Regions from separate parts of the Homo sapiens genome. Here region 2 is linked to region 1. Evidence: read pairs that join two places in POLR2A ChIA-PET (ENCODE). Cell type or tissue: Panc1. All regions are shown on one strand. Links, peaks and the distances in the headings refer to the core of each region. The heading gives the core; the rest is flanking DNA. Region 1 holds the start of MOSMO (modulator of smoothened). Region 2 overlaps CDR2-DT (CDR2 divergent transcript).

Region 1 (16,135 bases), core at 8,107-10,606:
CACCAGACTAAAATATGAAAGACTTACAGGTTTTGCTACAAGGCTAGTCAGACAGCAATGTCAACCTTCCCAAGGACAAGCAGTCCAAATGACAACAGCCCTGCAGTGAAAAAGCCTAAGGCTGTCTGGCACCTGCCTGCCTAGTTCAGCCTCTTTGCCAACCTCAAGTCTTATCAAATCCTGATGCTGTGCGGAAAAAAGCCATAAAGAACAAGAATTGCTCAGTGCAGGAGTCTGCATCCTTCAGTAAGCCCACCTGGGGGCTAGCAGAAGTATAAAGTGATTAGAGCCTGGGCAACATAGTGACACCTCATCTCTTCTATTTAGGCTGGGCATGGTGGCTCACACCTGTAATCCCAGCACTTTGGGAGGCCGAGGGTGGGCGGATCACTTGGGGTCAGGAGTTCGAGACCAGCCTGGCCAGCATGGTGAAACACCGTTGCTACTGAAAACACAAAAATCAGCCAGGCGTGGTGGTTCACGCCTGTAATCCAAGCTACTCTGGAGGCTGAGGGGCAAGAATCGCTTGAACCCGCCTGGAAGGCGGGGGTTGCAGTAAGCCAAGATCATGCCGCTGCACTCTAGCCTGGGTCACAGAGCAAGACTCTGTCTCAAAAAAAAAAAAAAAATTAGCTGAATGTGGTGGTGCATGCCTACAGTCCCAGCTATGGGAGGCTGATGCAGGAGGATTGCTTGAGCCCAAGAATTGGAGGCTGCAGTGAGCCAGGAGCATACCACTGCACTCCAGCCTGAGCGACAGAACAAGACTCTGTCTCTAAAAATAAAATACAGTGACCCATATGCTATTTTAAGATTTATGTGCCCTTTTAATAAAAATGAAAGGGCCAAAGTCCCTATTTACATTGGTATAATTTTTTAAAGGCTCCTTACTATGTGATTTCATTTTTATGATGTTCTCCATGGAAAAGGCAAAAAAAAAAAAACGCTGTAAAAAACAGATGGGGGTGTGAGGAGCTGCAGTGGGGTGGGGTTTGGCTGCAACTGGGCATTGCAAAGTAATTTTAGGGAGTGGTGGAACTGTTCCCTATCTTGATGGAGGGGGTGGTTCAACGTGGGTATAGCTTGTCAAAACGGTAGCTGTACTTTTAAAAGGGGGGATCTTACTGCATGGAAATTATACCTTGATAAAAATAACGATGGCCAAGGCGGGCGGATCACTTGAGGTCAGGAGTTTGAGACCAGCCTGGCCAACATGGTGAAATCCCATCTCTACTAAAAATAAAAAATTAGCTGGGCATGGTGGCAGGCACCTGTAATCCCAGCTACTCGGGAGGCTAAGGCAGAGGAATCACTTGAGCCTGGGAGGCAGAGGTTGCAGTGAGCTGAGATCGCGCCACTGCACTCCAGCCTGGGGGACAAAGCAAGACTCCTTCTCAAATGATGATGATGATGATGATGATGATGATGATGATGATGATGATGATGATAATGATGATGATGATAACAACAACGATGGAGAGAGGTTATCTCCCAGGCCAAGAGTGCACCGTTGCCATTTTACAGAGGAGGAACATTGACGAAGGCTTGGTCCCCAGGGCTTCTTCACCCGCTTCCTTCTCCCCAGTTACCTTTTTTGTTTTTGTGGGAGGCCTTCTGCATGGTCCCGGGAGGTCAGGCAGCCCGGGAGGGCCTCCCGGAGCAGAGGCTGGAGTCAGTCCCAATGCCAACAGTTTCGAACCTTGCCCGCGGGCACTGCCCTCGGGATGGCCGCCAGGGGGCGCTGCGCCGCCACTGCCCAGAAATTGGGCGGCAGTGAGGTCGCCGCAAGGCTTCCCGTGGACCCTGCAAAACGTGGCGTGGGCATTGCACACCATTGTACTGTATGGAAACTTCTGCAGAGGTTAGCACCGTGCCTGACCCACGGTGGTTTCTTCATTCCTTCTTTTCTTTTTCTTTTTTTAAGAGACGGGCAGGGGGTGGGGGTCTCACTATGTTGCTCAGGCTCAACACAACTGTTGCACTATGGGCTCAAGCGATCTGCCCGCCTCAGCCTCCCAAAGTGCTGGGATTACAGGCATGAGCCACCGCGCTTGGCTTCTTCATTCATTCTTGGTGAACCTAAGAAATAGGGAGGGGGAGAAGGCACAGAGGAGGGTGTCTCAAAGATGTGAGGTGGTCTGCAGAGGAAGATCACAGCCAGAAGATCACAGGAGATCACAGAATACCTAGAAGATCAGAGAATCCCCCGCTGCACTTCTAATAATGGTATTTTAAAAAAATTGTTACATCAGTAGCTCCAATGCTTTGGAACTGCACTTTTTTTCATGAATGTTTTGAATAAGAAAAGGCCCCAGGGTGGCCTAAAAAAAAATGAGTCACTATTAGGAGAGGCACTATTAATGCTTCCTTCTTTTTTCCAAGATAATTCTTCCTCCCACACACATTCACTCATACAACAAGTATTTACAGGGAGCTGTTCTGTCATTTACTGATACTGGGGACACAACAGTAAGCAAGACAAACACAGAAACACAGGCTCTATCCTCTTGAAACCTGTACTTAAAAAACAGATGAAGTGGACAATTTTAGGAAAATATAAATTATTAAAAATAAATTCTAGGCCAGGTGTGGTGTCTAACACCTGTAATCCTAGGTACTCAGGAGACTGAGGCAGGAGGACTGCTTGAGCCCAGGAGTTTGAGATCAGCCTGGGCAACATAGTGAGACCCTTTCTCTATAAAAAAAATTTAAAAATTAGCTGGGCATGGTGGTGCACATCTGTAGTCCTAGCTACTCAGGAGGCTGAGATGGGAGGATCACTTGAGCCCAGGATTCAAGGCTGCAGTGAGCTATGATTGAGTCACCACCTTCCAGCCTGGGTGATGGAGCAAGATCCTGTCTCAAAAAATAAAAATGAATAAATGAGTTAGTAAATTCTAGAAGAAAGAGAAAACCTAATGAGGTAGGCCCTGGTGTTATCCCCGGTCTGATGAAACTGAGAGGCTAAGCACCTTGCCCCATCCCTTCAACAAACAGTCATTAACCACCTATTAGGTGTCAGGCACTGTGCAAAGATTTCCATGGTAGATCTGGTTATGTCCAAGCTTATTCTGTTGTTTCTGTGGCTCTACACAGACAATAAGCCAGGGCAGATTCCTCTTTAGGTTCCTTTTTTTTTTTTTTTTTTTTGAGATGGGGTCTCATTCTGTCACCCAGGCTGGAGTGCAGTGACAAAATCTCAGCTCACTGCAACCTCCGCCTTCCAGGCCCAAGCGATCCTTCCACCTCAGCCACCAGAGTAGCTGGGACCACAAGCCTGTGTCACCACGCCCAGCTAATTTTTGTATTTTTAGTAGAGACAGGGTTTTGCCATGTTGGCCAGACTGGTCTCCAACTCCTGAGCTCAGGGTGATCCACCCGCCTTGGCCTCCCAAAGTGCTGGGATTACAGGCGTGAGCGCCAGGACAGATTTCTCATTAGATAAAACCTGTGTCGTAGAGACCAGTACAAAGGGCTATTCTCCACCTCAAGTCTCCTGTGGGTGACTTCTTGTGACAGGTCACCTTTCCTCTTCCAAACAGTCTGGCAGGGGTCTACATAGATACCAACTTAATTCTATCATAAAATACATCTTTTTCCTCCATCTTCCTACCAGCAGGGGAAGGGTAAGAGTTTGTGGGAATAGAGCCCATCAGCATATATGGTTCTGTGATGGAGCATATCAGTGCCTGGCCTCCCCTTAGTCTTCCCTCCACCCCAGGCTAAAAAGTGTCTTTAAAGCGGAGGTCTCTACACTCCACCAAGCCAAGTAAGCCAAGGTCACACTGATTGGTGGAACTGCAGGATACAAACTGTCCTGGGTGCTGTGCTGCCCAGATCCCCCTTCAGGGCTGAAAGACTTACACTTCCCACCCTCACTACTACTACTGGCTGGAAAGAACGCCTTGCCCAAGATCTCACCTTCCTAGATTAACTAGCATCTGGTGACTGGTCAATGCAGGGCCATCCCAGGTTCAGAACTCCCCACGTGGTCCACTGCAGCCTTACTTTTCCCTCTGCCCTGTCCTGCTTCATTCCTTTTTTTTTTTTTTTTTTTTCAGAGAGAGTCTCACTCTGTTGCCTAGGATGGAGTGCAGTGGAGTGATCTCGGCTTACTGCAACCTCCACTGCCCAGGTTCAAGCAATTCTCGTGCCTCAGCCTCCTGAGTAGCTGGGATTACAGGCACCCACCACCATGCCCAGCTAATTTTTGTATTTTTAGTACAGACAGGGGTTTCACCATGTTGACCAGGCTGGTCTCAAACTCCTGACCTCAGGTAATCTGCCCGCCTCAGCCTCCCAAAGTGCTGGGATTACAGGCATGAGCCACCACGCCCGGACCCTGCTTTATTCCTTCTTCCAAAGAGTAGATGCTAGGATGGATCACCTAATACCCAGGTAATAATGAGGTGCCCATCCCTGGTACAGGAGGAGCATAGCTAGCCTCTGGCAGAGGGAAACTCTAAGATGGCTAATTTTTTACAGGCAGTAAATGGGATGGTATACCAGGGGGAGAAAGCAGACAAGAGTATTCAATTACCGGGAAGGAATCAGGCTGAGACTTCACATCAGGGCAGGGAGGAACATTGGGCACCCACGTGATCTATTTAGGTGTCTCTTAGTACTCCTTTGCCCTATTTGGACAGTAAATGGACAAATGCAGCAACCACTGCCTGAGAAGTGCACAGCAACTAGGTGCTCAGGCTCTCTAAGGATGGAGGTCTAGACCACCCCATCACGCAGGCCACCTAGATCATCTGAGGTGCTGGCAGAAGGGAAGAGGTTTCTAGGATGGATAGAAGAGGGGACTGAAGGGTATGTTCGTTATGCCTCTAGATGAGCTGTAGCGGCGGCAGGAGCTGTAGTTCCCACTAACCCTCCTCTATATGTTTCCCACAGGAAAAGATTCCCCAGGGTCCTGAAAGTGCTGCTCTCCAAACTTAAGTAGCAAATGAGAGGCACAGCACCATGTGGGCACTATTGCAAATGCTGCACTACACTGCCTCGGTCAGGACTGAAGGACTATTCCCCGCCTACCGGGTGGGTGGTAGGTTGACAGATCTCAGCTGTCAGCCCTCTTGAGGAATTGTCTTTGTCTAAAGAGAGCTGCCCTCCAAGCTCCATGGCAGGTCAGTGCAGGGATGAAAAGACTTGGCCCATTTACTCCAACTCAGGCCAACTCAGCAGCTATCCTAGTTTCAGAACTCCCCTGGGGGTCTGCCAAAGCCTCCCATGACTGCAGCACAGACTGACTTCTCCCTCTTCCCACCCCTGCTTCCCTTTCCCCATAGGACTTGATTCTCAAAGGCTCTCTAATAAACTTTCTGCACTAATCAATAATCGCATTTCTGAGTCAGCTCAAAGGGAACCAATCCATGAAACAAACTGAGATTTGAGCCCGGGCGCAAGCTGCTAACTCTGGATTTAGTTTCTTGTGTCTTCTCTAACCCCAGAAACCCCAGGTACATGTGTGGTGCGTCCACCATGCTCTTGGCCCACGAAACCTAACCCCTAGGGAGACAGTGTGTTTATTGTCAGGCTGAAGATACTCCTTAAAGAGAAGAGTGATCACACAGTCCCTTCCACAGCTTTGCCCGTGGTCCCATCTGGATTCAGCCTCTTCTGGCCAAGGCCTGCCATCCATCACAATAGAGCATGCCATGTTCATGGCCCTTTAACAGCTGCAGAATGGCTGTTTATGACTTCAGGCTGCACAGCATATCTCCCTCCTGGAAGCCTTCTATGTTCTTCTGGGTCCCCAAGGCTTTCTGCCATAAGGAGTCTTGTGGCTCATTTCTGAAAAGTCCCAGCTGCTCTGCTTAGGGGTGGGTGAGAGGATGGGACGCTTCTGTCACCGAGGCCAGGAGTCTTGTTAGGCCAGATGGGGGTAAAAGGCCCAGAGAGGTGACATGGCTTTCCCAAGGTCAAGTCAGGAGCAGGGCAGGAACTAGAACATAGTTCTGTATTCTCTCTGCTTCACTCCATCACCTCTCCCAAACCCTTAGGGTTTGCCTCTGCTAAAATCTAGACTGAGATACAGAGAGAAGGGGACTGATCTGTCCTGCAGACCTCAGAGACTGGGGACTCTGAAACACCAGCCAGGCACAGTGGTGTGGGCCTGTAGTCCCAGCTACTTGGGAGGCTGAGGTGGGAGGATCACTTAAGGCCAGAAGTTGAAATCCAGCGTGGACAACATAGTGAGACCCTATCTCTGACAAAAAAAAAAAAAAAAGGAAAGAAAGAAAAGAAAAGAGCTATAGGGATAAAAAGAGGGATTAATGGGAAATCTGTAAACAGTTTGGCCCCTGCCAACCCCACCTCCCATTCTGGATGGTAGGAAGGTTTGGGATAGGTGACTATTCTCTGTACTGATGTGCAGCCATTAGTATGATAAAAATGTTTTAAATTCTTTTAACTCAATACTGGTTGTTCTTGTGCTTTAATCTTAGACCCAGAACCATTTGTAAAGGGTAAAAGGAAGAACTGTATTATTTATTTATTTTATTTATTAGAGACAGGGGTCTCACTGTGTTGTCCAGGCTGGTCTTGAACTGCTGGACTCAAGTGATCCTCCCACCTCAGCTTCTGGAGTAGCTGGGATTATAGGTGCAAACCACCACGCTTGGCTACTTGTATTTATTGTAAACACAAGAACCCAATCATCATCATTCTATTCAGCTGGAGTTAGAATATGTGCAAACTGTTCAAACATTCAGCCCTAGGATTCTTCTAAGCTGGCCAGTAGAGAACATCAGTGGATATTATCTGGGAATTTAGTCCTGTATAGTTACAGTTTCTTCTATCACTGGGCAATAGAAAACCCCAACAAGAAGCCAAATATGACTCAATTAAATTTCTCCAGTACTTATTTAAAAAAAGAAGAAAAGAAAAAAGAAACTGAAGACTATTGCAGTAATGTGATATGCATTATATCTGGATCCTTGGAGTATATGAATTATCTTGTGTCAATTTCTGTGGCAGAGGAAAAATAAATTGTATAATAACAAAAAAAAAAAACCTTTCCCCCAAGAGACCAATGTTTGGACAGAAAAGTCAATATAGACCAGCAATCAAACCCTTCCTTCTCCCAGCTATGTAGTGACACTGATACTCTGTTGCACATTTCTGCAAGGCTGTTGGATTTGGTGGAATTTGAAACCTCCTGAATTTTGTGGACATGTAAGCATTCCAAAAATAGAGACAGATGTCACTCTTCTAGGTCCTTCTAGAGACGACCTATGTGGCATTTAAGGAGAAAATGAGTGTTTCATCTCCATCTGCTGCACGGAGTACCATTAGGGAGAGCTGGATCAAACGTCAGGGTTAGTGGTGATTCGGCCCATGAGCTGTGGAAGAAAAGAAAACCTCCACCATAGCATATGCTGACAAATTATGCAAATGCCTTATTTTCCTGTTTATTCATCCAACTTAAGACGCTGCACACACAACTCAGTAAACGGGATCATAACACCTGGTTGCTCAGGTCAAAAACTTATTCTTGAGTTCTCTTTCAACTCCTTCCCCATTATCAGCAGGTCCTTCCCTCTATCTACAAAACATCCAAATCTGTCCATTCCTCTCCATCTTCACTACTCTCACCCTAGCCAAAGCTACACTTCTCTCTCGTGGACTACTTGGCCTCTTAACTGGCGTCCCTGTTGTCATCTTTGCCTTTCCCCCATACAAGCTACACTATGGATCTTCACAGATTAAGTAAGATCATGGGATTCTGCAAACACCCTCCATTGCCTTCTCATTGCACTCAGAACAAAATCCAAGGCCCCCAAAGCCCTACACCTAGCCTCTGCCTACCTCTTGTCATACTACTCTCCTGCCACACAGGCCATTTTGCAATTCCTTGGACACGCTGATCTCTTTCTGCCCCCCTCCCCTAATGATCTTTGCATTGGCTGTTCCCTCTGTCTGGTCTTGCGCCAGGTCTTCAAAGTGCAGATCTTTACGATCGTGATGGTCTCAGCGGAAATGCATCCTTCCCTATCGCAGGTATCGCTCCGACTCCCATCACACTGACCTCCATTGAATTCAGGGATCTGCACCTGAAATTATCTTTATTTTACAGATAGGTTCTTAATGTGTTTCTGTCTCTTCCCACCAGAACGTGAGCTCCCCAAGAGCGGGCGCCTTGCCTCTGTCCACTCCAGCACCTCTGCACCTACAACGTCTGACGAAGAGGGGTTGTCGAAAGCTATTTGCTAAATGGGGCAATCCTGGGAGCTGACGGCCGCGGAACGGGCAATGAGAATACAAGGTGACAGGGACCGCGCGGGGCCCGGAGTCGCTCGGCGGGAGTCGGGGCCCGCCTCCTGCTGGAAGACGGGCAGCTCCCCACTCTCATTCCAGTTTTGCTTCTGAGGGGCTCAGGAGGGGCCGCAGCCTGTGCCCAGTCATCAACATCAACAATCTTATTAGTGGGCAGAAAGCCAAGAGGTGGCGTGGCCTGCCAGAAGAGACCGGGACCCGGGCAGGGACCGGAGCCGGGCCGGTCGGGTCCGGGTCCAGAACGTAGAGGCGGGCGGTGCGGGGAGGGGCCCAGGGCGGCCGGCCGAGCCGGGAGGACGGAGCTGGGGCGCGGCGGCTGGGGAGCCGGGACCGGCCTCGCCAACGCCGCGGCTTCGCTTCCGGGTGAGGGGCGGGCGGGCCGAGCAGTTCCGGGGCGGGCGGCGGTTCCGTCTGTGCGGGCCGCGCCGCGGCTGCTGGTCCCGGGCGCGCGGAGGGCGCGAGCGGCGCGCGGGGGCCGAGGGGGCGCGAGGCAGCGGCGCGGGGACTCCGGGCCCCGGCGGCGGCCCATGGGGCGGGAGGCGTGAGGCCGCTGCCTGTCCGGGGCTCGGGGGGTGGGGGGAGCGGGGCGGGGAGATGGATAAACTGACCATCATCTCAGGATGTCTCTTTCTGGCCGCCGATATCTTCGCCATCGCCAGCATCGCCAACCCGGACTGGATCAACACCGGGGAGTCTGCGGGTGAGCCGCTGGCGCGCCGGGCCGGGCGGGGGATTGGCTGAGGGCGACGCGAGAGAGGGGAGACCCGGACTGAGGAGAGGACGGGGTGGAGGGTCCCGGCCGGAGGCTAGCCTGAGGAGACCGGGGGCGGAGGGGAGACCCGGGCCGCGGAGGAAAGGGATGGAGGAGAGGAAGCCGCCGGGCGCCAGCGGGACCCCCGGGCTGAGGGGAGAGGCGCCCCAGGCCGGGTGAAAAGTGGCCGAGGAGACCTGGGCTGGGCTGGCAAGTCCCGGACCGGGGAGGAGGGGAGCAGCCCTCCGATGTGAGGGATCGCAGAGGAATGAGCTTCGTTCTGGATTAAAAAAAAAAAAAAAAAAGTCAAGGTGGGAGACGGGAGGAAACTGAGGCTCCTGCAAGGGAATTAGAAACCAGGCGGAGAGGCTAGGGCTGAGAGTGAGGCAGCCTGCGGGGCAGTGCGGGAGCCACTAGAGAGCTGGTGGGCGAGGGGAGGCCGAGAGGGATCAGGTCCGACCCCAGACCCTCCACCACCAGAGGAAGCTGCGGCCGGGGGCGAGCCCGGGCTGCGGGCGCTGACCCCACCAGGCAGGGTGAATGGTGGGTGCTGGGAGAGCTGGTGGGGTTGGTGGGAGTGGGGGGCGCCGGATTGGAGCCCCTCTGCACCGCCGCCCCCGCCCATCCCCTGCCCGCTTGGCAATGTTTGAGAAGCTTGTGGCTTCGGATTTTCCCTTTGAAGTGTGTATGTGGTTATAATTCTGCTTTATTTTAGGCCCGGGAGCTATAATACTACTAATAATAAACCTCATTTTATGGAGCGTCTTTCATTCCAGCGCATCACAAAAACGCTGGAGAGCTCTTAATAGTAGTTACAAAATTAAATAACACATTACAGTTGCAGGCAGCCCGGCAGCGGGAGCAGTGCTTGCTGTACCACCACGGAGCTGTGGGCGGGAGAGGCAAGGTGGTGCCCTCGGGAAAGAGGCGGGCATCTTTCTGAAGGGTACCCCAGGTGAATGCGCTTCCAAGATTTTTCTCAGCTTGGGCCACTTCTTTCCCTGTTACCTCTTCTCCCTCCCCTCTTCCCCCGCCTCTCTTTCTCCCTCTCTCCCAGACCTGTGAGACCAAACCTTAATTAATGTAAACAGCTGTCAGGAGAGCTGCTCCGATTTAAGGAATGGTCTTGTTTTTTAACTGCTTGTTCAGTGCAGGTGAAGGAACTTTTGGAGGGTTGGGAATGTCAAGCTCCCTCCATGGATAATTTCTTATAAAAATGCGGCCGGGCGCGGTGGCTCACGCCTGTAATCCCAGCACTTTGGGAGGCCGAGGCGGGCGGATCAGGAGGTCAGGATTTCGAAACTAGCCTGACCAACATGGCGAAACCCCGTCTCTACTAAAAATACAAAAAAAAAAAAAAAAAAAAAAAAAAAAAAAAAGAGAATTAGCCGGGCATGGTGGCGTGCACCTGTAATCCCAGCTACTCAGGAGGTGAGGCAGGAGAATCGCTTGAACCCGGGAGGCAGAGGTTGCAGTGAGCTGAGATTGCGCTACTGCACTCCAGCCTGGGCGACAGAGCGAGACTCTGTCTCAAAAAAAAGAAAAAGAAAAGCATCACTGTGCTGTCAAAACTTAATTTTTAAGTATTACTTATGGTTCTGTATTTATCCTGCAATATTTTTAGCTCTTAGAAAAAAAGTGGTAGCTGGGACATTTGTTGCTTCCTCCTCCCTCCCTTCTCTCCCCCAATCTAGACCTAGTAACACAAAATCATGCTGTCATATTCACTGGTTATTAAAATAACACTCTAAAAATTCTGCTACTTTTCTTGCCCATAGAGTTTTAGCAGAACTCTTAATTGTAAAAGATATGAAGAATCAGGATGGTTTCGAATTTGGTGGTACTATGGGCTTTGTTTATGAAAATATTGTTGCTGCCCGACAACTTAACACGGTTACATGTATGACATCCAGTTCGTGACCTGTTGATGTTTTTATCCTACTTACATGTGTATTGACTCCTTTTATGAGACTTTCAGGCTTCACGTACTTAGGGGAAAAGGGGTTTCGGTGCTGTAGCAGAAGGAATCTTTTTACAAAGAAGTTTTAGATAGAATCCCAATAGATAAAATAGACTAAATGACCATGCAAAAGATATAGTTGAAAGAGAAGAATTGTTACATATAAAAGAGAAGAAAGATAAGTGATAGCATAACGTTCCTAAGATGGAAAAGGGCATAGCCGGGCGTGGTGGCTCATGCCTGTAATCCCAGCACTTTGGGAGGCCAAGGCGGACGGATCACCTGAGGACAGGAGTTTGAGACCATCCTGGCCAACATGATGAAACCCTGTCTCTACTAAAAATACAAAGAAGTTAGCCGGGCGCGGTGGTGCATGCCTGTCATCCCAGCTACTCGGGAGGCTGAGGCAAGAGAATTGCTTGAACTTGGGAGGCGGAGGTTGCAGTGAGCCAAGATCACGCTACTGCACTCTGGCCTGGGCGACAGAATGGTACTCCGTCTTAAAAAGAAAACAGAAAAAAAAAAAAAAAGGGCAAGCTCCTCTTGTATTCAGAAGAAAGCAAGGATAGAATGAGTATAACTCTTTAAAATTTGGAGGCAAAATTGGCTGTGAGTTGCCATGGAGATAGGAGCAATGGATGTCCAAGGTCTGAGGAAATAGAAACTGTTCGAAATAATTGCAGAGAAAGCTTGCCAACGGTGATAAGTAGGTTTGTCTAGCAGCACTGATGCGTCGTGGAAGTTGATGGTCATGAACATACAGTGTGATAACCTATCTGCCCTCTTGACCTTTTCTAGTAGTGCTATGTCATTTTGGTACTAAGGTAGGTGAATTTTCCAAGTGTTCTTGGAAATAAGGAAACATCAAGAATAATGTAAAAGCCTCATATACAATAATGAATAATAAAGAATAATGTGAAGGCTTCATTCAAGGTTGGGGTTTGCCAGATACATTGCAACAAAATGACAGAGCAGCCAAGGTATTTAGGATAGTGGCCAAAGTATTGTAATGATGGCTTATGGAGTGTCAGCTGGATAAAGAGTGAAAATGAATAAAAACTAATGGATTGTTCAGTCGAATAGCAGATGGTACAATGGTACATGGCCAGTAGAATAGGGGACCCAATAAAATTGAAGACCAGTCAGAGTGGGAGTGATCAATCCAGCAAAGTGGAATGGCAGGGGATCGTAGGCACAAGGTCCAGAGTGTAACAGTGACAATGTGTGGCTGATGTGGGATCGAGGAAGTGATTGTTTTTTTTCTAAAAGTTTTCCTTGCCATCTCAGGATACCACTCCGTTAAATATTATGGCTAGAAAGAGGAATAAGAGATACTAGGAACATAGGAAATTTTTAAAATTCTTATCTAGCATGTATTTCTTACCTTACATATGTCAGGCAGTAAACCCCCCAAAACATAAAACGAATGGGACAGTATGTTCCTTGGTTTACCGTTGTGCTTGAGCTTGTATGCTGTACAGTCTCACCTGAGCAGGCAGATGTAGTCCTGAGTTAAAAAAAAAAAAAAAAAAAGTGCAGAGTTACACCTTCCAAATCAATGAAACATTTACAAGAAGTTCAAGTAAGATCTCAGTGGTGACAGGTCTAGCTTATTTCAAGAGCTGCACAAAAGCCACTTAACCTGGCAACAAAAAGTTAATGTGTTGGTTCCCTTTGGTGTATTATATTCAGTCTATTAAAGTTTTGATTGTGATGTTTTCATTGCAGTTTTTATACCGGATAAAATGTATTTTAGAAGTAGAACTTTTGGAGCTGAAATAGTCTGCAGAATGTAGCTTGAAAACCACGGCAGTGAACTACTAAGGGAAAGTTTCAGAATTCAAGTCTAGACTTCATCACTTCGTAGCTCTGTAGCTTTAGGGCAGGTTCTTTAGCCTCTCTTTGTCTCCGTTTCCTCCTGTGTAAAGTAGGGATAATAAAAGTATCCATCTCACTGGGATATTTTGATAATTAACTGAGTTAACCCATGTCAAACATTTAGAACAGTACCTGACACACAGTAAATGCTCAATAAAAATTACATATTGTTATATTGCTGTTCTAGTTTATAAGAACAGGTGTCAGAATCCAGTTTTGAAATGAAAGCCCAGAACTGTGAGAAATGATGTTTTTCTCTATTAGATGTTCTAGGAAATAAGGAAACATCAAGAATAATACAGCCATGCTTAGAACAAGTTAAATATATGTCCCTCTTGGCTTTGGACTTTCTCTGTCACTTCCGTGCTGTTCTTCCTCTTCCAGTCTCTCCATACTCTAATCTCTGTTCTCAGCTTCTACTTGAACTACCATAGAAGGAATAGAAAAAAAAAAAAAAAAAAGAGTAACTTCCTGAAGTCCCTATTGATAAACTGTTACTATAAGATTATGGACCATACTTTGGACAGCAGAGTTTTTCATGTTTTTATTGTCTTGGTCTAGATACAGAGAAAGTACATCCCTTTTATTTTCACCTGTGTGATTAACATTTCATCTACTTCTTGTAATGGCTTGTGGATTATGCACAAACTTTTGAAGATCTGAAACATATTGTATGTATGGGGGAAGGCACTCTAATGAAGACTGTTTGTGTTAGTGTAACCAGAAATATTAAATGTAGATGAATACAGTGGCAAAATTACATAATTCTGCTATGCTAAGGTCAAATTTCTGCTGGTTACTGGAACTCAACACCAATAGGAATATCTTTGATTTTATATAATGCTTCATAGTTTTTGAAGCACTTTGACATCCATTACTTGATCTGATTCCTTAGGATGTTTATATTTGGCCAATGTAAAATAGTCATTTTCACATTTTCCCCCACATGGTAGTGCTTTGCATGTGAGATTTGAGTTTCAGTGCTGCAAAGATTCCATTGAAGAAAATTCTTCACTGAAGTATTACCTATATGTTATTTATGCACACCTTTTACTTATCTTAAATGAAATTAAAATTCTTCAGTGGCTGGAGGTTTTCCCAGATTACAGAAGAGGGAAAGAAGGAGACTTGGGGGTCTTTGCTTTGTACAAGCTTCTTAATTTCACTGTCACTCTCTTCTCACCCCTGAAGAGACTTTTTGTCAGGGGGAAAAATTAGTGTTAGTTAATTTTAACAAGATAAACAGTTAAGTAAAGCTGCGTCTCTGATAAATATAAATGGTCTGCAGATCCCTTTAGTGAGGAAGGCATTATCCCCTCACAGCAAGGATTTCAGTGACCGTAATCCTAATCATCCTAGATAGATTTGCCTTATGTTCTTTATGAAGATTTCCAGATGTTCCCCAAAAGTCTCTTTCAAGTAGCTGAAAGAACTTCTCCCTTATGTCTCGTCAAAATTTCCCTAAAGTGGTTATCATATTCATGTTATAGTTTGTCATAACGAAGTTAAGGTTAGTGTATTCATTTCTGAAGATATTTTCATTCTTGTTGTTTTTAAAATTGTCTAGATGGGATGTTACTGTTTGGGGGGGGGGAATCTCAAAAACTGACATGTTTTTCCCTGCTTGTATTCTGAACTAGTTGAGGGGCAAAAAAGAAATAAGGTATTTAGGGGCTAAAATATTATTTTATTACTAAGAAAGAGGATATTGGAGAATGTCACTTACATTTGGGGGCACGTGACGTCCTACTCCTGGACCTTAAAATTGAGCAGACTTAACAATCCAGTCCCAGACAGAACTGGGGGAACTGCCCCTATAACACTTCCAGCATGACAGAGGAGAGATGAGTGCTTCCAAAGACAAAATGTTGGATCACATATGCCCATTTTCTCCTAAACTACCAGTCAGATGAAGTCAGTCCTTGTGACCTGACAAGGATTGAGTGAGGAGACACAAATGAGCTAAAAGTATTATGCCAACAGGATTCTGTCCTCTCCCCCGGTCTCCATTGCTCATGGATAATAAAATCGGGAATAAGGAGAAAGCCTTATGTGTTTAAAACCCACTATATGTCTAGCATTTTGTGAGGAAGAGTTTTCATTTTCTTCAGGTCTAAAGATTGGCAGGTGTTCAGGGAAGTGAAAGCCTTGGTGAGGGGTATCATTTCCTATTCTGCTACCTCCTACCTACTTCATAGGAAAATCTGGTAAACCTCAGATAAGGGACTGTGGTGCTTGACATCTATCTCATAAGGGTTCAAGATCTACAGGTAGATCCCAGCCTATGCACTGGGGATCCTCAGTTTAAAACACTAAAATTACAAGTTGCTCAAGCAGACCTGTTTATTAAGTAATAGAAAATGATTAAATCATTAGTCCTTTCCCTGGAACTGTAACAACTTCAAAGGTCACAAAGGTACTTTGACATGAAAGAACTCTGTAACATCAGTTGTTAAACAAACCTATCTCAAACTTTATTTTATTAATCACTTTGGACATGATTTATAGAGGACAGGATTTGGTTACCTAAAAGGGCAAACATTTTGAGATTGTGTTGTCCTTGAATTTAAAAAGCATTAATAATATTTCTTCATTGGCCTTTTGAGCCTATTTCCAGTAAATTTTTTTTAAAGAGCTTTATTGAGATGTAATTCACATAATACTAAAATTCATCCATTTAAAGTATACAAATAAAGTATTTAAAGTATACAAATCAGTGGCTTTTAGTATCTTCATAAAGTTGTGTGCTACCATCACCATAGTCCATTTCAGAACATTTTCATTACTCCAAGACCAGGCTAAGAGGTGCCTCTTAGCCTCCTAGGCAACCCCTAATATGCTTTCTGTCTGTTGATTTGCCTATTCTGGACATTTCCAATCATAGAATCTATGTGATCCTTTGTGACAGGCTTCTTAAACTTAGCATAATGTTCTCAAAGTTCATACATGTTATGACTTTTTTTTTTCTTTAAGAGACAGGCTCTTGCTGTGTTTCCCAGGCTCAAACTCCTGGGATCAAGCAATCCTCCAGCCTCAGCCTCCCAAGTAGCTGGGACTATAGATGCACGCTGCCACACCTAGCTATGTATTTCTTTTTTATTGCCAAGTATTCCATTATATGGATAGACCACATTTATTTAGCCATTCATCAGTTGGTGGACATTTGGACCACTCAGTTTTTTACTTCCAAGCATAAAAGTCTATGAAGATAAAGTGATTAAAGATGTTTTTTAAATGTGATTTTTTAAAAAGTGACATTATCAGTA
Region 2 (16,135 bases), core at 7,825-10,324, 380 kb after region 1:
GGATCACCTGAGGTCGAGAGTTCGAGGCCAGCCTGACCAACATGGAGAAACCCCATCTCTACTAAAAATACAAAATTAGCTGGGCGTGGTGGCGCATGCCTGTAATCCCAACTACTTGGAAGGCTGAGGCAGGAGAATTGCTTGAAACCCGGGAGGTGGAAGTTGCAGTGAGCCGAGATTGCGCCATTGCACTCCAGCCTGGGCAAAAACTGCGTCTCAAAAACCAAACAAAAAAAAAAAGTTTTCCTAAGAGGAGGAGTGATTTGAGGCTGGGGACTTTGGCTTTTTGTTATAAACCCTTCTGTGATCTTGCTTTTTTAGTTACTTGCACATTAAAAATAAGGGAAATTGTAGGGAAGGAATTATAGACTCAAGCTACTTTTTTTGTCTTTCTGTATAAAAAAAGACTTGGGTAATTTGGAAGGGGGGAAAAACTCATCCTGAATAATTCTTGTGGGTAATAAAATTCAGGGTGTCTCTCTGCCTCCCATCTTTGCTCAAACCAGCATAACCTAACCTCACGCTGATGCTGTATCAAACAGCACTTGACTCCAGGGTTACCTTACACATAGGCTGTAGGCTACTCTGGAGAAGTCTTGCCAAGGACAAGACCTCCCACTGTGGAGTTGTTACCTGAAGTTTTACCCTTCAGTCCTTAAAGGAGACTGCTGAATAGAGTGGAAAGCACAAGGGACCTAGAGTGAGAAAACCTAGAGTTCTCGCCATACTCAGTACCAGCAGAGAAGCCTTTTAGCAAACAGTTTACAGGAAAGATGATTGTTTGCCTTGCTCACAGAGCTATCTGAATCAGAGAGACCCTGAAAGCAAGTATTTTGTGCTCATTTTAAATGTAAGGCTGTGTTCTTGTGACCTATACTGTAGAAGTGCAGGTACCCTTGAGGACCAATTATGAGCATCACAATAAATAATCATAGTAATGGATTATAACCCATTGAATAAAAAGGAAAGAATCCATGAGTCCATACTGACATAAATAAATGGGAGAGAAAAGAAAACTTTCTTACAGTAGGATGCCAAGCAAAAAATGTAGAAGGAATAACACTGTTAGAAAGTAATAATAATAATAAAAGAGGAATGGTAAACTCACAAATCCCTTTCTTCAAAAAGGCAAAATGTTACTGGCACACCTGTAGTCCCAGCTACTTGGGGGGCTGAGGTGAGAGAATTGCTTGAGTCCAGGAGTTTGAGGTTACGATGAGCTATGATAGGTGACAGCAGAGCAAGACCCTGTCTCAAAAAAAAAAAAAAAAAAAAAAAAAAAAAAGGCTGTGTACAGTGGCTCATGCCGTAATCCCAGCTCTTTGGGAGGCTGAGGCAGGCAGATCACCTGAGGTTGGGAGTTCAAGACCAGCCTGGCCAATAAGGTGGCCCATCTCTACTAAAAATACAAAAATTAGCCGGGAGTGGTGGTGCAAGCCTGTAATCCCAGCTACATGGGAGGCCAAGACACAAGAATCCTTTGAACCTTGGAGGCAGAGGTTGCAGTGATCCGAGACCGTGACACTGTACTCCAGCCTGGGCAATAGAGTGAGACTCTGTCTCAAAAAAAAAAAAAAAAAAAGAAAGAAAGAAAAGAAAGTGAGGTCCTGTAAAGCCTCTTCTACTGCCCTAGTTGTCCATCGAGATATTCAGAGTTGAAATAAGATCACTTCAAACAAACTATCTTAATCACTAAAGATAGAACCCTTTGGAAAGATAGCAAGTTGGATTTAGGAATAATTGGCAATGGTGATTTGTGGAAGCTAAAGGGCTAGAATCATGCAGGGGCATTTTTTTTTTTTTTTTTTTTGAGAGAGTCTCACGCTTGTCACCCAGGCTGGAGTGCGATGGCGTGATCTTGGCTCACTGCAACCTCCGCCTCCTGGGTTCAAGTGATTCTCCTGCCTCAGCCTCCCAAGTAGCTGGGATTAAAGGCGCCCACCACCACGCCTGGCTAATTTTTGAATTTTTAATAGAGATGGGGTTTCAGCATGTTGGCCAGGCTGGACTTGAACTCCTGACCTCAGGCAATCCACCAGCCTCAGCCTCCCAAAGTGCTAGGATTACAGGTGTGAGCCACCGTGCACGGCCCCCTTCACGATTCTTATCACTGATTCGCAAGGTTCAAAGTGCCCGCTGTTTGCTCCATCGAAAACAGAAGCTCATTTTGACTTCAAATGCATATTGAAATGTTCTTTAACAATTCTCCATTTTTTTTTTCTTTTTCAGAGTCTCACCATGTGGCCCAGGCTGGAGTGCAGTGACACCATCTCTGCTCACTGTCACCTCCACCTCCCTGGTTCAAGTGATTCTCGTGCCTCAGCCTCCTGAGTAGCTGGAATTACAGGCATGTGCCACCATATTCGGCTAGTTTTTGTGTTTCAAGTAGAGTCAGGGTTTAGCCATGTTGGCCAGGCTGATCTCAAACTCCTGGCCTCAAGTGATCCGCCTGCCTCAGCCTCCCAAAGTGCTAGGATTACAGGTGTGAGCCACCGCGCCCAGTCAACAATTCTCCTTTAAAAAAGAAAAGAAAAGAAAAGAAAGATATGGAGAATTAAAGTTTTTGAGGGTCAGGCGTGGTGGCTCACGCCTGTAATCTCAGCACTTTGGGAGGCCTAGGTGGGCAGATCACGAGGTCAGGAGTTTGAGACCAGCCTGGCCAACATGGTGAAACCACGTCTCTACTAAAAATACAAAAATTAGCTGGGCATGGTGGCGCATGCCTGGAATCCCAGCTACTTGGGAGGCCAAGGCAGGAGAATCACTTGAACCCGGGAGGCAGAGGTTGCAGTGAGCCGAGATCATGCCACCGCACTCCAGCCTGGGCAACAGAGTGAGACTTCCTCTCAAAAAAAATAAATAAGTGAATAAATAAAGTTATTGATAGTTTAAAAAAGCAAAAAAACCCACAAACTTTATGTCTTTTGGTGTGTTATTGGGTTGTTTTTAAGGACACTATTTAAGGAAACTTCTTTTCCCCTGGAAAATCTTGAACAAAAATTGCATTGAAAAACTGGTGTCAGTTTTCTGTGCTAAATTTGGTGAAGTTTCCATTGTTCTTTTAGAGTCTACTCAGTCATGGTTTAGAAGCAATCATAAGTAACCTCTTCAGTGACGTTAATATTATTTGGTTTAGTAGGTTAGTAAATAACCACCCAAGTTGATTCCAAAAGGAGAATTTATGGTGTTCATAATAATTCACCATTATTTAATGAACTTGCCCAGCCTAACTAACCATGGCACCATTTTGCTACTATTTAATTCTTTTTGTTTGTTTGTTTCTTCGTTTATTTTTGAGACAAGATGTCACTCTGTCACCCAGGCTGGAGTACAGTGGCGCTATCACAGCTCACTGAAGCTTCAACCTCCCAGGGCTCAGGTGATCCTCCTACCTCAGCCTCCCTAGTAGCTGGGACTACAGGCATGTGCGACCACATCTGGCTAATTTTTGTATTCTCTGTTGAGACAGGTTTTCACCATGTTGCCCAGGTTGGTCTTGAACTCCTGGGCTCAAACAATCTGCCTGTCTTGGCCTCCCAAAATGCTGGGATTGCAGGCCTGAGTCACCATGCCTGGCCAACTTTATAAGTTTTCTTTATAAAATATGTTGTGATAAATAAGATCAGATTCAGAAATCCTTTGTCTTCGGTTGTAAAGATAAAATGCTCTTGTTCTCTTTTGTTTTATTGCTATAGTAAAGTCATGTAAGGAGAGTTTTTAGGTAGCAATGGGGGCTTTAAAAAAATTGTAAGTGGTGATTTTCAGTTTGATACTTACAGAAATAAGTATTTACTATGATAACAGTAATCTATTTTTAAGGAAAATTTGTATTATTTTAATTATTTTTATGTACAGAAAACTTAACAGTGTACATTTAACCCAGTTTAGTGGCAAGTTCTTTAGCCTTTGCCCTTTCGAGCTTGGCGATACGAGCCACAGACTTAGGACCCAGGACGTTGCCGCCCCAGTGACGGTGGATCTCATAGTATCTGCCATTGTAATTGGGATGACAGTAATCTAAAGGAAAATATTAATGGCTCCTTTTGCAGAAGGAAATAAAGATTTCTACTTCACGCAATATGTAAAAACAAAGAGAAGTTCAGAATGTAGACTTTTTTAAATTTTTAATGTTTTAAATTTTTTTTTTTTTTTTTGAAACAGTGTCTCTGTTGCCCAGGCTAGAGCGCAGTGGCATGATCTTGGCTCATTGCAACCTCCACCTCTCAGTTTCAAGCATTCTCCTGCCTCAGCCTCCTGAGTAGCTGGGATTACCGGCACCTGCCACCACACCCGGCTAATTTTTGTATTTTTAGTAGAGATGGGGTTCCACCATGTTGGCCAGGCTGGTCTCAAACTCTTGACCTCAAGTGATCTGCCCACCTCGGCCTCCCAAAGTGCTGGGATTACAGGCGTGAGCCACTGTGCCTGGCCACGAAGTTCAGACCGTAGAGTTTTTCATAATGCAATTGAAACCTTATATTCTTATGTTTCGGACAGGCTGGGTACTTAACTTAAATCTTTGAAAAAAAAATTGAATTCAACTCTCAGAAAGCTTATGGCCTTTTGCAGAATTATAAGTTTACAAATACCTGCCATGCAACTTAGTGATAGATCAGATTAGAAAGGTGCAGCATGCTTCTTGTTTTAGCACGCCTGAAATAAAACTAAAAGAAACAAGAGTCCCTAGGTTTTGGTAGGCTAAATTTGTGTCTTGGCTTTTGATTCTACTGTCTCCCTTGTTTTTGACTCTTTTAGTAACCAAGCAACCTCTAGCCTCAGTCTTCATTCTCAGGGATGAACTCCTTAGAGTGAAGTCTTCACTGGTAGTTCCCAGCATTTTGAAATCTGAGAATTGCTTTTAAAGTAAAAAATGTTGGCTGGCCTCCACACAATAGTAGTTTTGAAGTGTTTGGGAACTGCATCATGATGAAAACAATCAGATTTGTATTTTTAATCATTATAGCAGAAGCTACAAACATTTTAAGAATACAAGTACACATGTGGACAAAACATTCTTTATTCTATAGACAATGCTTGGTATGCATATGGGTTTGATAACCCATTTTTGATAATTCTAGGACCCTGCCACTCATAGAATTAGAGTCTTCTTTTTTTTTTTTTTTTAATTTGAGACAGGGTCTTGTTCTGTTGCCCAGGCTAAAGCGCAGTGGCGAGATCATAGCTCATTGCAGCCTCAAACTCCTGGGCTCAACCAATCCACCCGCCTCAGCCTCCTGAATAGCTAGGACTACTGATCTGCACCACCACACGTAGCTGAATTATAATCATTCTTGGGTCTACTTGGTGCAAAGTGAAGTGTAGAGACCTTAAATAATTTGGTCATTTGAGCCAAATGCCAACTTCCTCCTTCTGACTTGCCCTCTTTTTCCCTAAGAAATTTGGCAGTGTAGACCGAACTGTCTGCTTAATTCTGTTCCTGGATCTACAAAGTTAAAGCGAGGCCCAAGGATTACTCAAGCAAGTAACATCCTTTGAGTTATCTGAATCTGTGTCTGTTTTCTGACTGAATAAGATGCAGAGACCTGGCTAAATATTCAAGTAAGCCAAGAATAGAACAGAAAGATCATGGTATTCTCTTTAAACTATAGTCAAGATTGAAAGGAAGATGAATCTATGCCTTCCTCTTGCTTGGTTAGCCTTTTCCTGTTTTCTACTTATAAAAATCAAAGGGTAAGACAGACAATAGGCTAGATTTAAGATAGGCCCATACAAGGATCTCAGCAAGGATCAGAATGTGTTATTTCTGTACCCATTGTAGTGATGTCCTTGCTGTCAAAGCTACAGAAGATCAAGAATAAGTCTTCAAATGCAAGTCTGTACTACTGAATGAACAACTTTAAACTAAGATGAGGGACTTATTTTCTTTTTGACTTGAGCAAAAGGCTGTCACCTTGTTGTTCTGTTTCTGTTGTACCCTACCAAGTAAGGAGGATAATAATGGCATAAACATATCTCCTTGACACTAGTTAATCATGTCCAAGCTCTTGGATGAATCCCACTTTATTTTATATATTTTTTTGAGGTGGAGTCTTGCTCTGTCGCCCAGGCTGGACTGTAGTAGTGCCATCTCAGTTCACTGCAACCTCTGCTTCTGGCGTTCAAGCAATTCTCCTGCCTCAGCCTCCCAAGTAGCTGGGACTACAGGTGCATGCCACCACACCCAGGTAATTTTTGTATTTTTGTGGAGATGAGGTTTTGCCCTGTTGGCCAGGCTGAAATCCCACTTTATAAGTTCGAAGAGATAGACAAAAATATAAGTGGAGTCATACTCTATGCAAACTAGGTTTCCTGGCGAGCATCTCAAAAAATATTGAGTGAATAGATAAGGAAGTAAGGTGTTAAATCTGGTGACATACTCACAGCTCGTAGGTTTGAACTCTTATTTGGCTAAAATAAGTACTGGCCAGCCATGTTTTGCCCCCCCATCCACTACTGTGTGCAGTGAATTTTAACCTTTTTTTTTTTTTTTAAACAAAGGGAAGAAGAGTTCCTCTGCATGGAAAATGACACTTTTAAATATCAAACCCATTGCTTGGGCATACTCTATGATGACATTAGGGACTGAAATGCTGAATTCTGTCTTTGGTTTCTACTATGTGAAACTTTTTCTACATCTGTACAAGATTTCAGAAGTGGCCTTTTATCAAGCCCAGGTGAGATGGAATCTTTACTGTCCTTTCACATAGGACAGATCTCCTTCCTTTGAGGGAAAGAGAGATTTTTATTTTTTATTTTACTTTATTTTCTTTTATTTATTTTTTTTGAGACGGAGTCTCACTCTGTTGCCCAGGCTGGAGTGCAGTGGCACGATCTCGGCTCACTGCAAGCTCCGCCTCCTGGGTTCACGCCATCCTTCTGCCTCAGCCTCTCGAGTAGCTGGGACTACAGGCACCCGCCACCACACCCGGCTAATTTTTTGTATTTTTTAGTACAGACAGGGTTTCACTGTGTTAGCCAGGATAGTCTCAATCTCCTGACCTCGTGATCCACCCGCCTCGGCCTCCCAAAGTGCTGGGATTACAGGCGTGAGCCACCGCGCCTGGCCTTTTATTTTATTTTTTGAGACAGAGTTTTGCTCTGTCACCCAGGCTGGAGTGCAGTGCACAATCTCGGTTCACTGCAACCTCCACCTCCCCAATTCAAGTGATTCGCCTGCCTCGGCCTCCCCAATAGCTGCGATTACAGGCCCATGCCACTACGCCCGGCGAATTGTTGTATTTTTAATAGAGACAGGGTTTTGCCATGTTGGCCAGGCTGGTCTCAAACCCATGACTTCAGGTGATCTACCCACTTTGGCCTCCCAAAGTGCTGGGATTACAGGTGTGAGCCATCGCGCCCAGCCGGAAAGAGAGATTTTTAAAAGATTGCTAGTTAAAATGTAAAGGCATTAGAATTTAAAGAATAAGCTTAGGTTGTCTGGAAAATTAATTTATATGGAAAAATCAGTATTATTACTAAGATATCCAGTCTCTGTCCCTCTCTTTTTTTTTTTTTTTTTTCTGAGACTGCTCTGTTGCCCAGGCTGGTATGCAGTGGTGCAATCATAGCTCACTGCAGGCTTGACCTCCCTAGGATCAAGCAATCCTCCTGGCTCAGCTTCCTGAGTAGGATGACAGGTGTGAGCCACCACACCTGGCTATTTTTTTTTTTTTTTTTTTTTAGAAATAGGGGTCTCACTATGTTGTCCAGGCTGGTCTCGAACTCCTGGGCTCAAGCAATCCTCCTGCCTCAGCCTCCCAAACTGTTGGGATTACAGGCATGAGCCACTGTGCCCAGTCCTAAAATATTCTGTTTTGAAAAGGCCCACAGTATTCACAAATTGTGTTGTAACTCATTACCAATTAGGTGGCAGGCTGGAAGAGTTCATGGTTTTAAAACCCTTATATTTTATAATGTTACTCATTTATTACCAGTAATAACATACTAATTAGATTTAATTTGAAATGCCAAACATTGATATTTTAACCTTTCCTAATGAAATTATGTAAAACTATGCCTTGGTGTAAACAGGCCATCAACCTTTGCAGAGGCATGGCCCTGTGTGCTGTTGTTGGAAGGCAGTCTAGCACAAGATTGAAAGCACATGCTATGGGGTCGTCTACCTTGGGTTAGACCCTGGCTCTGTTGTTTATTAGCTAGGCAAGTTGCTTAACTTCTCTGGCTCTCAGTTTTCTCATTTGTAAAGTCAGAGTAATACTTGCCTCAAAGGATTGTTTTTTGTTTGTGTGTTTGTTTGTGATGGGAGTCTTGCTCTGTCACCCAGACTGCAGTGCAGCGGTATGATCACGGTTCACTGCACCTCGACCTCCTAGGCTCAAGCAGTCCTCTTACCTCAGTCTCCAAGTAGCTGGGACTACAGGTGCACACCACCATGCCCAGCTAATTAAATAAAAAAAATTTTTTGGCCGGGCGTGGTGCCTCACGCCTGTAATCCCAGAACTTTGGGAGGCTGAGGTGGGTGGATCACCTGAGGTCAGGATTTGGAGACCAGCCTGGCCAACATGGTGAAACCCCGTCTCTACTCTAATACAAAAATTAGCCAGGCGTGGTGGCATGCGCTTGTAATCCCAGCTACCCAGGAGGCTGAGGCAGGAGAATCACTGGAACTCTGGAGGCAGAGGCCGCAGTGAGCCAAGATTGCTCCACTGCACTCCAGCCTGGGCAACAGAGCAAGACTCTGTCTCAAAAAAAGAGAATTTTTTTTTTTTAATTTTAGAGATAGGGTCTCGCTATGTTGCCCAGCCTGGTCTTGAACTCCTGGGCTCAAGCAATTCTCCTGCCTTGGCCTCCCAAAGTGCTGGGATTACAGACATGAGCCACTGTGCTCGGCTAGGGTTTTTAAGGATTTGATAAAATAATGCACATAAACACTTATACAATGCCTGAATACAAAGTGAATGCAAGCCGGGCGCAGTGGCTTATGCCTGTAATCCCAGCACTTTGGGAGGCCGAAGCCGGCAGATCACGAGGTCAAGAGATCAAGATCATCCTGGCCAACATGGTGAAACCCCGTCTCTACTAAAAATACAAAAATTATTTGGGCGTGGTGGTGCGTGCCTGTAGTCCCAGCTACTTGGGAGGCTGAGGCAGGAGAATCACTTGAACCCGGGAGGTGGAGGTTGCAGTGAGCCGAGATCGTGCCGCTGCACTCTGGGCTGGCGACAGAGCAAGACTCCGTCTAAAAAAAAAAAAAAAAAAAAAACAAAGTGAATGCACATTGGCTTTTGAGTAGTATTTGCTGTTATTAAATTTTTAAGTAGTTCTGAAAACAATGAGCTTTTCTACTGATCACCTTCGGTTACTTCACGTAAGTAAAAAAAAAAAAATCAGGGGTCATTTTTGTCTTGTACTGAGGGCAGTAATTTGTTCTACTACACTGAAACATCCTGTGTGTTTTTTTCTTCCTAAATAATTTTAATGATATGGAATGTTCTTAATGACCTGACTGGATATTTTCCCAACAACTCTAAAGCCAAATGCTGTTCAAGTCATCATATTTCTGTCTTGTACTGTGTCCCTTTCTATGCAGCAGCCTTCCTGCTCCCGTGGTTCCCTTGGAAATACTATCAAGAAGGTGACTGGCTTAGTGGACTTCACCTGGTGGTATCATTATGTGCATTTGATAGCATGCCCACCTGTGTCCAACAAGCCCAATGTAAACTGTTTGCAGAGATTTTCACTAGACATGAAAGTCGGCTTCAGCTTATTAAAATTAACCAAGTGGCATCACTTGTGGGCTCTACCAGTATCCTTTTCTATGGCCTGATCTCTAATAACATGGAAATTTTGCCCCATTTCCAGGCTGTTGCCATCGTCATTGCTTTCCTTGCTGCTGCCAGCCTTTACGCTGGGATGTATCACGTGAGGCGTTTCAAACCTAAAAGAAGCCCCAAAGAGAACCTCCTCTTGGAATCTAAACAGAATCTCGCCTGGACTCCTGTCATTTTATCCGTGAGATAGATCTTGCCCCAGAAATACTTTTACCTTTTTCTGATCATGAATTTCTTTCAAGTCTTTAATTTAACCTTTTTCAGCAACTTCATGATGATCTTTGCAGATATTCTCATTCCCAGAGATGTACTATCTTCTTCTATAAGGAGCATTATGTACGGGGCAGGCTTTATTTGCCCACAGGTATGTAATAGTTCTTTATGTTATTTACTATTATTATAATTATTATACTTATGTTCTCTATGATTTATAATTTGTGATAATTTTTCCTGCAGGGATTAGAGATTTAACTCTTAGCTGGATGATGATATTAGAAACCTGATTTCATCAGTAGTTTGAAAAAGTGACACACAGTTTTTTTTTGTTTGTTTGTTTGAGACAGTCTTGCTCTGTCACCCAAGATGGAGTGCAGTGGTGTGATCTCGGCTCACTGCAACCCTCGCCCTCCCAGGTTCAAGCAATTCTCCTGCCTCAGCCTCCTGAGTAGCTGGGATTATAGGTGCACGACACCACACCTGGCTAACTTTTGTATTTTTGGTAGAGACGGGGTTTCACCATGTTGTTCAGGCTGGTCTCAAACTCCTGACCTCGTGATCAGCCTGCCTCGGCCTCCCAGAGTGCTGGGATTTCAGGCATGAGCCACCGCACCTGGCCGACACACAGTTATTAAAAGACCCATAGATTCAGAGCTCCACATATCATACAAGATTCAGTAGAAACATAATGGAAAAAAGAGACAAGGTCAAGCCCACTGGCCCATGCCTATAATCCCAGCACTTTGGGAGGCCGAGGCGGGTGGATCACTAGAGGTCAGGAGTTCGAGACCAGCCTGGCCAACATGGTGAAACCTTGTCTCTACTAAAAATACAAAAATTAGCCGGGCTTGGTTGCGGGCACCTGTAATCCCAGCTACTCAGGAGGCTGAGGCAGGATAATCGCTTGAACCCAGGAGGCGGAGGTTGCAGTGAGCTGAGATCGCACCACCGTACTCCAGCCTGGGTGACAGAGTAAGACTCCATCTCAAAAAAAAAAAAAAAAAAAAGAGACAAAAGGAAAAAAGGAAAGAGTCCCCAATGAGAACCGAATAATGTGATATTTTAAACATTTTTGCTGTGGAATTTTGTTCCTCTCAGCTTTCTCCTTTAAGCCTCAGCAGAACTATGGAAGAAAACAGCTTCCTGTGAGCGTGTCGTTTTGCTTTATTTGGGTGTTTAAGACTTCTGTGACCATCACATGGAAGAACAGTTAGTTGATCAAGTTTCAAAACACTTGGCTAAAAGCCTGAGTCCTGGAATTTCAGAGCACTATTAAAATTCCATGGTCATGATCATTATTGTAGAGGTCATGTCCTCTTAAAAAAATATACTGGTCTGCTGCTTATACCATTTGGAGAGCTGATATGTTGTTCCCCTTAACCTAAATATGTCCTCTAAAAATATGACTTTATCTTGCCTATGATAAAGGTTTTTCCTGTTTTCACAAATGATAAGCAAAACATCTTAGCAATACTCTTCAGGGAAGAGGTTATTCTAGATAGACTAGTTTTTACTGTTTACCAGCTTTCAAAAATCGTTAAGCCATTTGGGATAGAAATAGTTCTAAAATGTTTTAAGTGTTGCCACAATTTCTTTATTTCTATTTATTTATTTATTTATTTATTTAGAGATGAAGTCTCGCTCTGTCGCCCAGGCTGGAGTGCAGTGGCGCAATCTCGGCTCACTGCAAGTTCCGCCCCCCGGGTTCATGCCATTCTCCTGCCTCAGCCTCCCGAGTAGCTGGGACTACAGGCGCCCGCCACCACGCCCAGCTAATTTCTTTGTATTTTTAGTAGAGATGGGGTTTCACTGTGTTTGCCAGGATGGTCTCAACCTCCTGACCTCGTGATCTGCCCAGCTTGGCCTCCCAAAGTGCTACGATTACAGGTGTGAGCCACCACGCCCGGCCTATCTCTTTATTTTTTTAGAGACAGTGTCATGCCCTGTCACCCAGGCTGGCGTGCAGTGGCACAATCATGGCTCACTGCAGCCTTGATCTCCTGGGCTCAAGCTTTCCTCCTACCTCTGCCTCCTGAGTAGCTGGGATCACAGGCGTGCACCACCATGCCCAGCTAAGTTTTTTATTTTTTGTAGAGACAGTGTTTTTCAAGACCAGCCATGTTGCCCAGGTTGGTCTTGAACTCCTGGTGTCAAGCAGTCCTCCCACCTTGGCTTCCCAAAGTGTTGGGATTGCAGGCATGAGCCACAGTGTCCGGCCCACCACAATTTCTTAAGCAAAGTATATAGAATAGAATTTGCCTGTCTGCTATTATCCCAATGTCTTTATAATTACTGTATGTGCCATAATAATGGTAATCCACAGTTTTGAGTGTTTACCCTGTGCCATGGACCATTGCCAAGTGCATTGTGTACATTACCTGACGTGATCCTCATAACAATCTTGGAGGAAGAGATTCTTATTCTTACAGACGAGAAAAGGGAGATGGTACCTTTAGAGCTGTGTACTTTAAGATTCTGTCTCTAAAATGTACTGTGCTTGCATCATTTATTTAGCAGAGTATATCAAATGGAATTTCATGTCTGGCTTATCAGTATAGTCCATGTACTGTGTATGCATGATAAAATGATGCTCTCCTTTCAAAGCAATTTGAAGTTTGTTTGCTCCTCTGTTTAACCACCCAGAATGGGAAGCTGTTTGAGTTCCTGTCTCTGCTTATTATTTGCTATCATATTCTAGGCTATATATGCTTTCTTACTTTAAATCATGTATAATACTTGCCTATAGTTTATCCTCTTCACCAGGTTAAAAAAAAAATTGTTAAACTCTTATGTAAGCCTGGGTGTGGTGGCTCATGCCTGTAATCCTGGCTTTTTGGGAGGACGAGGCAGGCAGATTGCTTAAGCCCAGGAGTTCAAGACTGGTCTGGGCAACATGGCGAAACCCTGTCTCTACAAAATATACAAAAATTAGCCAGACATACTGGTGTGCTCCTGTAGTCCCAGCTATTCAGGAGGCTGAGGTAGGAGGATCACCTGAGCCTGGGGAGGACAAGGCTGCAGTGAGCCGAAATCACACTTATACACTCCAGCACGGGCAACAGAGTGAGACCCTGTTTGTCTCAAAACCAACAAACAAAAACTCTCGTGTAAAGACAAAGAGTAGGCTGGGCGCAGTGGCTCACGCCTTTAATCCCAGCACTTTGGGAGGCCGAGGCGGGCGGATCACGAGGTCAGGAGATTGAGACCATCCTGGCTAACACGGTGAAACCCCGTCTCTACTAAAAATACAAAAAATTAGCCGAGCATGGTGGCGGGCGCCTGTAGTCCCAGCTACTCTGGAGGCTGAGGCAGGAGAATGGCATGAACCTGGGAGGCGGAGCTTGCAGTGAGCCGAGATCGTACCACTGCACTCCAGCCTGGGCGGCAGACCAGCCTGGGTGGCAGAGTGAGATCTCTGTCTCAAAAAAAAAAAAAAAAAAAAGTAGATTTTTTTTCTCTTAACTCAGCTCAAGAACAACCAGCAAAGGTAGATTTTTTAAAAACAGTTTTGTTGAAATGATTCACATACCATACCTCATTTAAAACATACAATTCAACAAATTTTAATATATTCATGGAGTTGAGCAACCAGCACTACAATCATTTTTAGAACATTTTTATCATTTTGAAAAGAACTAGTCAATTTTTGAGGAGTTGAAATTCTTGAAAGTACAATCTCATTGCACTTTCCCCTCATCCCTTGGTTACCATCAGTCTACATTTTGTCTCTATGGATTTGCTTGTTCTAGACTTTCATATAAATTGAATCATATAATATGTGGTCTTTTGTGACCAGCTTCCTTCACTTAGCATTTTTTTTACACTAGATGTAATTTGATGTACACTTAGCATGTTTTTAAGATTGTAGTATGAGTACTTCATTCCTTTTAATAACTTAATAAGTCATCATATGGCTATAACACATTTTGTTTATCCACTCCTCAGTTGATGAGCATTTGGGTTGTTTCTGCTTTTTGACTATTAACAAGTAATGCTGCCATGAACATTAATGTACAGGATTTTTGCACAGATATATATTTTCATTTCTTTTGGGCATATATCCAGGAGCGGAATAGTTGTGTCTCACATAGTAACTCTATGTTTCACATTTTGCGATACTGACAGACCATTTTCCACAATTGGTGCACTATTTTACATTCCTACCAATAATGTACAACGGGTCCAGTTTTTCCAAATCCTCACCAATACTTGTTATTATCTGTGTTTTTGATTATAGCCATCCTAGTGTGTGTGAATGACATCTCATTGTAGTTTTGATTTGCATTTGCCTGATAGTTAATGATGTTGTGCATCTTTTTATATGCTGTTGGTCATTTGTATATGTTCTTTAGAGAAATGTCTATTCAGGCCAGGCGCGGTGGCTCAAGCCTGTAATCCCAGCACTTTAGGAGACTGAGGCGGGTGGATCACTGGAGGTCAGGAGTTCAAGACCAGCCTGGCCAACATGGCGAAACCCCATCTCTACTAAAAAATACAAAAATTAGCTGGGCGTGGTGGTGGGCTCCTGTAATCCCAGCTACTCGGGTGGCTGAGGCAGGGAGAATTCCTTGAACCCTGGAGGTGGAAGTTGCAGTGAGCCGAGATCATGCCACTGCACTCCAGCCTGGGTGACAGAGTAAGACTGTCTCAAAAGAAAGAAAGAAATAAAGTAAAAGAGAGAAATGTCTATTCAGCCCATTTGCCCAGTTTTTAATAATTAGGTTGTCTTTTTATTTAGTTTACTAATACTCGAGTTGTAATAGTTCTTCATATTAATATATGTTTGATGCAATCTGTTATCAGATATTGTTTGCAAAATTTTTCTCCTGTGGGTTGTCTTTTCACTTTCTTTCTTGATGAGATTGAGAAGTATGAGTCTTCCTACTTTATTCTTCTTTTTCTTTTTTATTTAATTTAATTTTTTTTGAAACAAGAGTTTCAGTCTGTTGCCCAGGATGGAGTTCAGTGTCGCCTTGACCTACACTGCTCACTGTAGCCTCGACATCCTCAGCTGAACCAATCCTCCCACCTCAGCCTCCTGAGTAGCTGGGACTACAGGCATGCGCCACCACTCCCAGCTAATTTTTAAAAATTATTTTTTGTAGAGATGGGGCATCACTATGTTGCCCAGGTTGACCTCAAACTCCTGGTCTCAAGTGATCCTCCTGTCTTGGCCTCCCAAAGTGGTAGGATTATAGTCGTGAACCACTGCACCCAGCCTCGTTCTTCTTTTTCAAGATTGACTTGGCTATTCTGAGTCTCTTGCAAATCTATATACATTTTAGAATCAGTTTGTCAATTTCTACAAATAAGTCAGCTGGAATACTGATAGGGATTGCACTGAATTTGTAGATCAGCTTGAGTAGTATTGCCATATTAATGATGTTAAATCTTCTGATCCATGAACATGGGATGTTTTTCCATCTATTTAGATGTTTAGAAATTTCTTTCAATATTTTATAATTTTCCCCTTCTTTTGTTAAATTTATTCACAAGTATTTATTTGTTTATTTATTATTGATTTATTGAGATGGAGTCTCACTCTGTCTCCCAGGCTGGAGTGCAGTGGCGTGATCTCGGCTCACAGCAACCTCCGCCTCCCAGGTTCAAGCGATTCTCCTACCTCAGCCTCCCGAGTAGCTGGGACTACAGGCATGCACCACCAAGCCCAGCTAATTTTTGTATTTTTAGTAGATATGGGGTTTCACCATGTTGGCCAGGCTGGTCTTGAACTCTTGACCTCAAGTGATCCACCCGCCTCGGCCTCCCTAAGTGCTGAGATTACAGGTGTGAGCCACCATGCCTGGCCTTTTTTTTTTTTTTTTAATCTTTTAGAGACAAGGTCTCACTCTGTCCCCCAGGCTAGAGTGTAGTGGCATGATCATAGCTCACTGCAGCCTCAAACTCCTGGGCTCAAGGAATCCTCCCACCTCAGGTTACTGAGTAGCTAGGATTACAGGCATACACCACCATGCCTGGCTGACTTAATTTCTTGGTAAAGATGGAGTCTCGCTATATTGCTCAGGCTGGTTTTGAACTCCTGGTCTCAAGCAATCTTCCTGCCTCAGCCTCCCAAAGTGCTGGGATTACAGGTATGAGCCACTGTGCCTGGTCATTAACAGGTTTTA

The links. Peaks named below come from ENCODE experiments on the same cell type or tissue, not always from the same donor. Only the 100,000 strongest peaks of a DNase experiment are listed, where the experiment ranks them.
Region 2: POLR2A ChIA-PET joins it to region 1 with 5 read pairs; 2 of 35 experiments call an interaction of 5 or more read pairs at or near these places.

What each region holds. Positions count from the first base shown.
Region 1 is chr16:21,999,428-22,015,562 of GRCh38, forward strand. It overlaps MOSMO (modulator of smoothened), which reads left to right and starts at 8,684. Exons shown (of 3, transcript NM_001164579.2): 1 at 8,684-8,980. The coding sequence starts at 8,875. It overlaps PDZD9 (PDZ domain containing 9), which reads right to left and starts at 1,689. Exons shown (of 4, transcript NM_001363519.1): 1 at 1,590-1,689. The coding sequence starts at 1,620. It also overlaps the pseudogene LOC100420536. RefSeq lists an enhancer at 1,835-1,884 and a silencer at 8,476-8,715. In Panc1, for the core only: no CTCF peak of the experiment used is centred there; no DNase peak of the experiment used is centred there; H3K4me3 peaks cover 2,139 bases; H3K27ac peaks cover 1,522 bases.
Region 2 is chr16:22,375,912-22,392,046 of GRCh38, forward strand. It overlaps CDR2-DT (CDR2 divergent transcript), which reads left to right. Exons shown (of 3, transcript NR_148970.1): 3 at 2,230-2,269. It also overlaps the pseudogene SLC68A2P. Among named protein-coding and RNA genes, the nearest start is that of CDR2-DT, 9.1 kb to the left of the region's middle. In Panc1, for the core only: no CTCF peak of the experiment used is centred there; no DNase peak of the experiment used is centred there; H3K27ac peaks cover 59 bases.